Regions from separate parts of the Homo sapiens genome. Here region 2 is linked to region 1. The links are chromatin contacts, found by Hi-C or POLR2A ChIA-PET in ENCODE. All regions are on one chromosome and are shown on one strand. Each heading gives the region's core, a stretch centred on a gene start or an enhancer-like site at or near the end of the contact. The rest is flanking DNA. Distances are from core to core; before and after follow the strand shown. Region 1 holds the start of RRAGB (Ras related GTP binding B). Region 2 holds the start of TSPYL2 (TSPY like 2).

Evidence for each region. A loop is a pair of places that touch in the nucleus more often than their neighbours do. ChIA-PET counts read pairs that join two places held with the same protein, here RNA polymerase II (POLR2A). Pooled maps may share reads with other maps.
Region 2: a loop to region 1 is called in a pooled map, with 7 times the contacts of the local background. The contact joins the promoter of TSPYL2 here to the promoter of RRAGB in region 1. A Hi-C loop is called at or near these places in 1 of 37 single-sample maps with no recorded cell type and 8 of 50 pooled maps. POLR2A ChIA-PET finds 5 or more read pairs at or near these places in 1 of 52 experiments (activated B cell).

Annotation. Positions count from the first base shown.
Region 1 is chrX:55,715,525-55,720,977 of GRCh38, reverse strand. RRAGB (Ras related GTP binding B) reads right to left here and starts at 3,229. Exons shown (of 10, transcript NM_006064.5): 1 at 2,559-3,229; 2 at 1,631-1,664. The coding sequence starts at 2,650. RefSeq lists enhancers at 2,611-2,740, 2,901-3,100.
Region 2 is chrX:53,078,659-53,083,919 of GRCh38, reverse strand. TSPYL2 (TSPY like 2) reads right to left here and starts at 1,553. Exons shown (of 7, transcript NM_022117.4): 1 at 615-1,553. The coding sequence starts at 1,421. GPR173 (G protein-coupled receptor 173) reads right to left here. Exons shown (of 2, transcript NM_018969.6): 2 at 3,305-5,261. RefSeq lists silencers at 1,179-1,228, 1,259-1,308, 1,579-1,688.

The DNA.
Region 1 (5,453 bases), core at 1,980-4,479:
AAGTGACTTTTGAGAGTCCTTTCAAATCTAGAATTTATGAAATATAGTTCCAATTACCTTGCTTTCCTTTTCGTTCTTTCTTTTTTATTTTATTTTTTTTGAGACCAAGTCTCACTCTATCATCCAGGCTGGAGGGCTGTGGCATGATCTCAGCTCACTGCAACCTCCGCCTCCCGGGTTCAAGTGATTCTCATGCCTCAGCCACCCCACCTGAGCCCCCCACCTCAGCCATCCCATGCCTGGGATTACAGGCATGCACCATCATGTCCGGCTATTTTTTTTTTTTTTTTGGTATATTTAGTACAGACAGGGTTTTGCCATGTTGGCCAGGCTGATCTTGAACTCCTGGCCTCAAGTGATGCACCTGCCTCAGCCTCCCACAGTGCTGGGATTACAGGCATGAGCCACCGTGCCCAGCCTTAACTTGCTTTTCAAATGAAGGGAACCTATGTTCTACCTTCAATCCCAAGATATTTTATACAAATTTCTAATTACTAATATAAGAAGTATTGATGAAAATATACTACACTCAGACTTGATTTAATCTAAAAATGTAGCTATATAACTTTATCTCACTAAGGAAATGCCACTGCTGAGCCAGTCTAAAGTTGCTACAAAAAGTTTGCTTTTGTACTTTAAAATTTTAATTGAAAAACAATAACTCTTTATATTTAGGAGGTACAATGCAATGTTTGATATATGTATACAATGCAGAATGATTAAATCAAGCTAATTTTTGTTCTTAATCATGTAGAAATTTCTGTACTTTTAGGCATTCTCAATGAAAGCAACTTCAGACAGGCTCATCAAGAACATTCTCTTAGCAAACTGTAGTTACAGAACTGAATTATTAGATGAAGCTAAGGCTAAATATGGTACATTTCCTTCGGTTATTAATTTATACAGTGTACCTCTTTCAATTGCCTATGAAAGACTTACCAAGGCTAATCATGTTAGGTACTGATCTAAGTGTTCTACAGGCATTTACTAATTTAAACGTCACAACAATCTTACGATACAGTTAATATTATTACTACCATTTTACAAATGAGGAAACTGAAGCCCCAAAAGGTTAAGAAATTAGCTTGAGCTGCACTCTTAGCAATTCTGCCTAAACCCCAACGTAGGGCACAGTACTATGAGAGCACAAAGGAAGGTGTGTCCAATTCTATCTGAAGAACTCAATAAGACCTTATAGTGGTAACACTTGAGTTAGGTTAAAAATAAATGTGCAGACAGAGGCCTGTATGGTGTGTGTATATGGCTTACACAAAGTGCAAATTAATTTGTAAATCTGGAGAACAATAAATTCTGTAGGGCTGTGATAGGGTGCATAAGTGTGGCACAGGGTTTGGTCAGGAACAGATTTTAAAGGGCCATGAAATCATTTGGATTTTATTCCATGGGCTTAAAGAAGTTACTAAAGGTTCTTAAGTATGTAGATGACTCAGTCGGATTTTCATATTAGAAAAATTAAATCTGATAGCATACAAGGAGAAGAGAGTCAGACAGACCACACAGAAGGCTCCTGCAATAGTCCAGAAAAGATGGTGTATATATGTCACAAAGTTCCTGAATATCAACTTCTTACCTTTACCTTCATGGTTTTGACGTATCTAACACGTCTTACCTTTTTCTTCATGGCTGTATTTGGTAGCACCCACCTGCAGATATAAACCAAAAAACAGTTTCCATGATCCAATTCCCTTAGAAATTGAAATTAATGAAGTATAAATAAACATGGAGGTACAAAAGAGCATGTTTAGTACAACGGCTGAGTACAGCTGTGTGTGTGGGACCTCAGATGAATAGAGGTCCCATTTTCCTAAATTATAAAACTGTGTGTATACTCTCTATCTCCTAATTAGAAGTTCAAGAGAGAACTCCTAGGAAGATTTATTTAGGAATACAAATGAGCCATTAAAATTCAAGATTCAATTTTTCATCATCTTAATCAAAGCAACACAGCTGCTTTAATCAAACAATATCTTCTATTTCTAAAAAAACAGAATATATTGATATCCTCTACTTGAGGACTGAGTATTGAATATCTTCTATGTATAAAAAACATTCAGCCTCCTAATTTTAAAATCTGGAAGTATCTTTTTAGTCCTTCAGCTGTCCTTCCAAGCCCTATTTCACTCATCACAGACACAAAGTAGATGTAAGTCTCAAATTCAGGTACAAATTGGCACAGAAAACACCCTCAAGCTCTGACCTGGAAATGCAAATCTTCTTTCTAGTCTTTCCATCCCCAACCTGGTGACAGCAAATCTCCTTTACTGATAATTCAAAGCAACTCATAACTGCTTTAATTAGAACACTCCCCCAGCACCACCACCAGGAATATCAGCCCCTTCCCAAGGGTTGTTTCTGATCAGTTAGCACCAATTCGCTTTCCAGTTTATCCTGTCGTCCAAAGCATAATCCCAATCAACATTACTGGTAAATCAAAGCAATTTATCATGGTGCGGGGTGGGGAGAAGTGTTCTAATTCACAATACTCTCTTCAATTTGAACACCCCCACTTCCAGGTTTCACAAATACCCTTCACCCACCCAAGCGATCCTTCCGGTTCCCCTAGTGGTGGATCCATTCTCGGCCCCAGATTTTCTTTCTCCGTCGTTTTCTCAGAGTCAGATTCTTCCATTGCGCAACAAGTCCTTTCCAGTCCCTTCTAAATCTTCAGTACTCTTCAGGGTTTGTTGTTGTTGTTTGTTTGTTTTCTTTTTCACCCCTCAACTGCCTATTCTCATCGCCTATGGCCCTCAGGCCTGCTCTATTCTTGCCTCCGCCTTTGTCCACTGGGGGGCCGCTTTCCCCACGGTTACCTTTATCTCTCGAACCTGGCCTCAAGGCACGGCCGAGCTGGCTAGCTTTAAGGCCAAGTGATTCCGTGGTACAAAGTAAGAGTTGGAGAATGACAGGAAAAGAGAGGTGGGTTAGGGGTTCGTCCCGAGTTTGGGCCTCAGGCCCCCAAGGTCTGGAAACCCAAAGGTAACTTCACCCGCAAAGAGGTGAGGACCGCGAAGGCGGAGGTGGCAGAAAGAGCTGACCCATGCCGTAGGCACTAAGCGGAGAACGCCTCAGCTGGCTCGTGGCTTCCGAGCCCGGCCGCTCGGAGAGTCAGCCGGCGGGGGCAGTAGTTACGACCTAACCACCCGCCCTTCAGGAACCCAGGTATCTCACCGCAGCCACCCAACTGCAGGCCAGGATCACGTGGGCATCTGCCTTACCCCGGAGTCTGTCACGTGACTGCCGCTACCAAAGGGACGGGTGGGCTGGGAAGAATACCATAGAGACAGCTCCAGGAAAGCCAGAGTGCCGTCTGTCATCATCACGTGGCCTTGGCTCAGGCTCCGCCCCTCGGGCGGGGTAGGGCGCTGGGAGCCTTCAGCCTCTCTAATGTGGGTGGGCCTGGCCCCACCCATCCGCTATGGAGAATTAAAGGAGCCGGTTGCAATTTCAGTGCCTCTGAGCTTCTCTTTTTTACTGCTGGTTACCGGTAATGGTTTTTGACTGGGAAGACCGAGCATTGTCTTTGCCTTCCTGCTTTTTATTGTTAATTCTTGCAATCGAGTTTGTAATTAAATGATTAATACATCCAAAGCGCTTAGAACTGTGTCTTCCACATAGCAAATACTGTATAAATTATCGTTATTGCTGAAACCAGGGATTCATCAGGAATTTTAACACACACATTCATCTTCCCACTTGTTTAAAACAGGAAGTGAAGGAAGTACCATAGTAAGAAGTCAATAAATAAAGTCTAGGGCTGGGAGTGGTGGGTCATGCCTTTAATCCCAGCACTTTGGGAGGCTGGGGAGGGAGGATCACTTGAGGCCAGGAGTTCAAGACCAACCTGGCCAACATAGCGAGACCCCATCTGTAAATAAGTGAAGTCTAGAATTGAGAACAGAAAGACTACTGGTAGGGATATGCACACCAGGAAAAATGCCCAGAGGGGTTCAAAGATGTTCCTTCTGGAGAATGGGGTAGGGGATAGGACGTGATATGTCAGGGGACTATTATTTTTTATCTGAAGCCCTTCTGTGCTATATATATTTCTATAATGTATAAATGATATATAATAATAAGATTAATATGACATTTAATTATATTTAATATAATCAACTAATACTTAAATAATATGTTATAAATATGTTATTTTAAATAAATGTGTAGTTTAATTATATTATTTATAATTAATATATGATATACTACATGTATTATTTACACGTAAGTGTGTACATATATTACTTTGATAAGAAAAAAAGGGAAGGAAGGAAGAGAAACTGCAGGAAACAGAGTACTATTATTGAAACTGCCTTTGCAAAAACTGTAACTGAGGAAATTATGACAGTGAAAGAGATCAGACCTCACCGACTCCATCTTACATCTAACCTTTAAGGTGTCCTTGTTCATTCCTGGGCGTAGGCCGAACTAACCTTGGGAAGGAATTTAGTTTATAGTTTAACTCTGATACAAAATTGATAATAGCCCTTTCTCCCTCCCGCTGCCCCCCACTAAAAAAAAACAAAAAAACAAAAAAACCTTCTTACCTGGGAACCAGTCGGCCTTTGCAGGACTAACAAATTAGCCACAAGATTACAAGATTAGAAATTACAATTCAGGGGCCATGCAGCCTCCAGCTGCAAGAGTCTGAACCTCCCCAAATTGCTCCCAGGAATAACATCACTGTTTTAAAACCTAAGATCACTGTTTGATATGTTTTGCAGACCCTGCATTCAGATGCACCAGCTTATGATACAGGAGCGGGGCAGGAAAGTGCTGGGCAGAGAAAGGCGGGTCCGTGGCTAGGGCTCCACCCTGGGGCCTGTGCCCATGGACCTAGGTGAGGATAGGCACTCCTGCCTTCCCACCCAAATGTTATATTCACCCCTAGAGGTTGCCATGGGGTCGGAGCCCCACAGCCTGCCCCTCTGCATGCTCCCCCTAGAGGTTGTGAAGCAGTGAGCCACTCCCGCTGTGGCATGCCCTGCAAGGGGGATAGGGGAACTTCCCTCGTTTCACTTACAGCACCCAGACCAGTAATCTGGCCCAGCCAGTTCTGCGATCCCACCCAGGAACAGAAGATAGCAAGAAAAACTCACTTAGAGCCCCCTATGATTCCATATCCAACTTGACCAGTCAACACTCCCCACTTCCCAAGCCCCTACCCACCAAATTATTGTTAAAAATTTCAATCCCCCGAAACTGATTTGAGTAATAAAACTGCAGTCTCACCCACAGCTGGCTCTGCATGAATTACTCTTTCTCCATTGCAATTCCCCTGTCTTGATAAATCAGCTCTGTCTAGGCAGCAGGCAAGGTGAACCCGTTGGGCAGTTACACTGTCTGCTCCCACACTTTCCACTTGAGGTCCTGTGTGATTCCTTTTCTCCACAACTGCCTTGCCTCAAGAAAAAAGTTATTCTACTCTGATTAGTGAT
Region 2 (5,261 bases), core at 304-2,803, 2.6 Mb after region 1:
TTTCCTTCATTTAACTCCTTTTTCTCTATACCTAGACACTCCCTCTCTTGATCTTTCAGGGGCTCCAGCCCCCCTCCCTCCAATGCAAGGCACTCCAGCCAGGATTGGGGTCTCCTAGTATCTTAAGCAAAAATCTAGGTTTACAGAGCCTTGTATGGCTCAAGCACCCTTTCTGGGCAGTTTCTCTGCTGTGTGCCATTCCCCTCCCTCTTCAAGGTCTCTGAGTCAGTTCATCTTCTACGTGCCCCTCCCCTCCTCCTTTCACCATCTCTGGTCCAATTTTTTTGCTGTGTGCCCCTTTACTACCCTCCCCCTTTTTATCATCTGTGATCCTTTTTTTAATGCTATGTTCCTCCTCTTCCCCCTTTCCCATCTGTGGTCCAGTTTTTATGTCCGCCCCCCCTCCACCACCCTTCATCATCTCCAGTCCAGCTTCTCTGCTGTTTTGCCCTCCTCCTTCCATCCCTCTTCCACCCAGTCTAGTCCGTCTTCCGATAGGGGGATCATGCCCACCTCTGGCTCTCCTCCACCCGCTTTACCTTTTCTGTCCCTCCCCCACCTTCCCCTTTCCTGTCACGGGCTTCTGACCTACGGAGTATCGATTAGAAGGATACTGCTTTGACCCAGAAGCCTGGGATATGCTGGATGATGAGGTCTCTGCGCTCCAGGAAGGGTCTTCGCATCTGGATGAACTTGCGCTTGAGACGCAGGAAGGCTTTGCCTGCCTTGATGTTCACTGCCTCCAGATCCAGCTGAATATCCTCCAGTGCCTGCAGGATGCTCTCCATCCTCTCGGCATTTCTCTCTCTGCTTTCCCTCTTCACCTTCCTCTGCTTCCTCCTCCGCCGCCGCCGCCGCCTCCTGCTGCTCCTCATACTCTCCCGCTCATCCTCATCCTCATCCTCCACTATGATGATCGCCTCTTCCTTGCTCTTCGGGTCAACTAACCTCTGGGGCGCCCACCCCACTGCGCTACAGGTTTCTAGGGCCCCCTCTCCACCAAAACTGCTCGACTGTACAACCTGAAAATCGATTTCCAGGCTCCCCCCCGAGGCCTCAGGAGTGGGGAGTGCTTCCAGGCTCTCCGTGGGCGGGGGCGCCTCCCCATACCCCGACTCGATGGTAGAATCCCAGCCGGGACACTCAGCACCGAGCGTGAAGTATGCGCGGATCCCCCCCTCCTCGAGAATGACATAGGGAGGCGGCGGGGGCAGCGCGGGGCCCAGTCCCACCCCCCTCATATCGGCCAGCACCTGTGCCGCCTCCGTTTCCTCCTGGAGCCTCGGGCGCTGCTGGGGTGGAGGCAGCGGCAGTCGGAGGAGCGGCGGCGGCGGCGGCGGCGGGGGCGGGTCGCGCTGTGGAGACTCGGAGCTGCTCAGGCGGCGGGTCTTGGCCGGAGGCCCCTCATCTGGGCGGTCCATGGCGACCGCGTTCGTACAGCTCAGGGGACTCGCACTCGCCCCTTCGCTTTTAGCCGCGTCGCTGCCGCTAGTCGCACCGGTAAGCAGAGCTGAGGAGACTCACGCAACCAGCTCTCCTCACCACCTCGCTCTGGCGTTCCCTCCCACAGCGCCCGCTCTACTCCCTCCGCGCCAATCGCCGAAGCCCCGCCCACTCCTGACGCAGGGGTCCGCTCGGCCTGGCCATTGGCTGCCGGCCGCCGCGGCGGCGATCGCGCTCCCGCGACCCCTGCCCGCTCTCACGCAATCCGCTTGCCAACACCACACATCATCAGTTTCCGATTGGCTCCCCTCGGGCCCGCCAATCAACGGGCTGACTCCCTCAGCGACGGGAGGGAAACTGCAGGGCGATTGGCTGCGAGGAAAGCTGGGGAAGAAGCCCCTCTCCCTCACCCTCTCAGCGTTTTATCCAATGGGAAAAGTACCAGTGGTTCTGAAGACCAAAAAACGAGACGAAAAACAAACGCAGGCGCTGAGCAGGATGTGCTCACATGAAATTGGAAGAGCCTCGTTATCGTTCCCCCCGCCCCCCTCCCCTCAGCAACTACGCACTTTTAAAATCTGCCCCTTCCCCCATTTCCTTCAGCTCCTTCCCCCACCCCCGCTTCTGCCCCTTCCCCCATCCCGGGTCCTGCCCCTTCCCCCATCCCAGCTCCTGCCCCTTCTCCCACCCCCGCTTCTGCCCCTTCTCCCATCCCCCACTGCTGCCCCTTTTTCCATCCCCGCTTCTGCCCCTTCCTCCACTCCCCGTTTCTGTCCCTTCCCCCACCCCCCGTTTCTGCCCCTTCCCCCATCCCCCGCTTCGGCCCCTTCCCCCACCCCACCCCCGCTTCTGCCCCTTCACCCCCCGCTTCTGCCCCTTCCTCCCCCGCTTCTGCCCCTTCCCTCACCCCCCCTTCTGCCCCTTCCCGCATTCCCTGCTTCTGACCCCCATCCCCCAACTGTCTCTTCCCTCACCCCCACTTCTGCCCCTTCCCCTATCCCCCAACTTCTGCCCCTTCCTTCACCCCCCAACCCCACTTCTGCCCCTTCCCTCACCCTCCCGCCCTCCGCTTCTGCCCTTCCCCTATCCCCCAACTTCTGCCCCTTCCCTCACACAACCCCTGCCCCCCGCCCCCCCGCTTCTGCCTCTTTTCCTACCTTCCACTTCTGCCCCTTCCCCCACCCCCCACGTTTGCCCCCTGGGTGAACTCTGCTGTAGCTCCTCGGGGGCTCGGGCTGCCCTACCGCCTGCGCCTGCAATTTAGGCACCCAGGGTGTTTGGTTTGGGGGCCAGGTTTTGACGTGGCGTTTTCCATCTCCGCAAAATGGCTCTACAAATAATAATCACACACACAAAAAAGTAACTTCCTCTGCGTCATAAAAATGATTGTGATTCAGCTCATCTGCTAGAATTTTCTAGCACTTTCTGTCTCTTCATTTCTCCCCCTTTCCATCCTTTCCTCTCCCTTTCCCCAGTGTATGCTGTATTTTAAGATTTTTCTTTTTAAACCAGAGATGGATGGTCTTTTGTGAGGCATGGTGGTGGAGGGCTGGCTTTGGTGCTGGGATTCACATCATGGGTGTGCCCCTCATTTTGTAACCTTAACCAAATCACTGCCCCTCTCTGAGCTTCAGTTTTCTCTCCCCTAAATTAGGCATCCCTCAAGAGAGGTGTAGGTAACTGCCCATTGCAGCCTTGTCGCGGAGCAGAGAGGAGACCTAGGGATCCATCATCAGGGGAGTGGATAAGAAAAATGTGATATATGTTTTAGATGGACCACTAGAATGAATTAGATCTATATACGGCAACATGGCTGGATCTCTCAAAGACAGAATGTTGAGTGAAAAAAGAAACAACAAGATTTATAGTACAATACTGTTTATGTAAATTAAAACACACAGCAATACCATACATTTTTCACAGATACACATATATGTAAATAAACACATGAACGGTGGATTGGAAGGACGTACGTTAAATACACGAGAGTGGGTGCCTGTGTAGGGGGCGGGGAGGATGGGATCAGGAATGGGTGATGAAGGGGACAAAACTGAAGAAAAAAAAATAAAAGGGCCTCACATGGACCAATGATGATATAGTGTGCCAAGAACTGAGGAGTATGGTCAACTCAATTCTGTGCACCTGAGAGAATAACCAGATAGTAAATTAACTGTCTAGGGAGCAGGCTGGCTGGGTAGACTCCTGGGCTTGGGTTTTTTTTCCCCATGACATCCCTCCCTCTAAATTTGGTCAAAGCTGACCAAAGTCCCAGCTGCATACAGTGGCCCCTAGGAAGGGCTCCCATCCCAGACTGAGCAGTCCCTCCAGAAGCCATTACTTTGTGGGGGGCATTTCCTAACCTCATCAGTTTCCCTCACATTTGATCCTCAATTCCCAGTCCCCATTCTCCATGGTGGTCCAATTTTAGGAACACCTTGTTTGAGTTTGGGAAGGAGACTGAGACGGGGTTGAGATGGGGCTACAGGCTTTGTGAGGAGATGAGGTTTTCAAGTTCCCTGGCGGCCCCAGCCCTCCCGTGCTCAGGGCCTGGGCCAAGGGAGGCCCATCTTGTGAGATGGGAGTCTACCCTCTTGCTACCGACCTATGTAGTTTCCAAGATCCATCTCTTGACCACTCGACTTCCTACCACGGGCACATACTCTAGTTTGTCTCCTCTCAACTGTGGTGTGTGTGTGTGTGTGTGTATGCATGCACGTGCTGTATCTGTCCCCATATACAGGCATTTTACGTGTGTGCACCGGGCAAGTTTTCTTCAGGAGTGCCTCCCCACACAAAGTCACACAGACACACACTATCACTCAATCATGTCTCTCCACATGTGGTCAGACAGGGCACATGCACGCACGCACGCACACACACACACACAGTCAGAAAGAGAAAACATCCAGTATAGCATTGTTCATTTCAGTTTTTCCATTTACAAAATCCAATGGTGAATCCAGGCAGTTAGAAAAAAGAAATGGAGGAAAACCCTCCTAAATGTACCCTATCTACCCCCCACCCCCTTGGTCTTCCCACCCCACCCCCTCGGAAAGGCACCCCCATCACTATCGCTGAGAGAACAGGCTCCCCTACTCCCAGCCTCTCAGCCACTCTGGCCTGCCTTTCCAGGGCCACTCTGCAGCCAGGCTCATTAATGTCTCTCCTGCCTAGAGTGCCCTCCCCATTCTGTATGGGTCAGGCTTCCCCAGTTCTGGGGCTCTCTTGGGCTAGGGAGGGAGTTTAGGACAGGGACTTCTATAAAGAAGGGAAAGGGGGATGGATAAATACAGATTCCGGCCCCACAGGAAGTGAGAGGGGGACAGAGAGCCTGGGTAAGACCAGGGCAAGGAGTGCCAGCTTGGCTCACCAATCCACAGAACAGGCCTCAAAGTAAGCCCAGAGTGGACTCCACCCCTGGGAGGAGGCTTGGATCTCCCTCCTGGAGAATCTGACTGCAGTGTGCTCCACTTTGGGTGTAGGTAAGGGTGGGGGAAGGATGGGGAAGGAGGGTTGTTGGGAAAGAAGGATGCTTGGGGCTCAGGGCCCAGTCAGCCAAGGGCTACTAAGGAGGGGCTTGAGGCCCCTGAGGCTTGAGGGGGACAAAAAGAGGTCAGATAGGAATGGACTCAAGTCCACAGTGCCTTGGAGTTTGTACCGCTATCGGTTACCAAGGCCCCAAACAAATTTTCATCTTCAGAAGAGTAGGGTGAACCCGAGAGACAATTCTGGGGTTGAAATCAGCTCTGACCCAAGTCTCTGTGGTCCAGCTACTCTGGGGAGTTCAGCTCCCTCCTTACACTTTCCTGGTGGGCTGC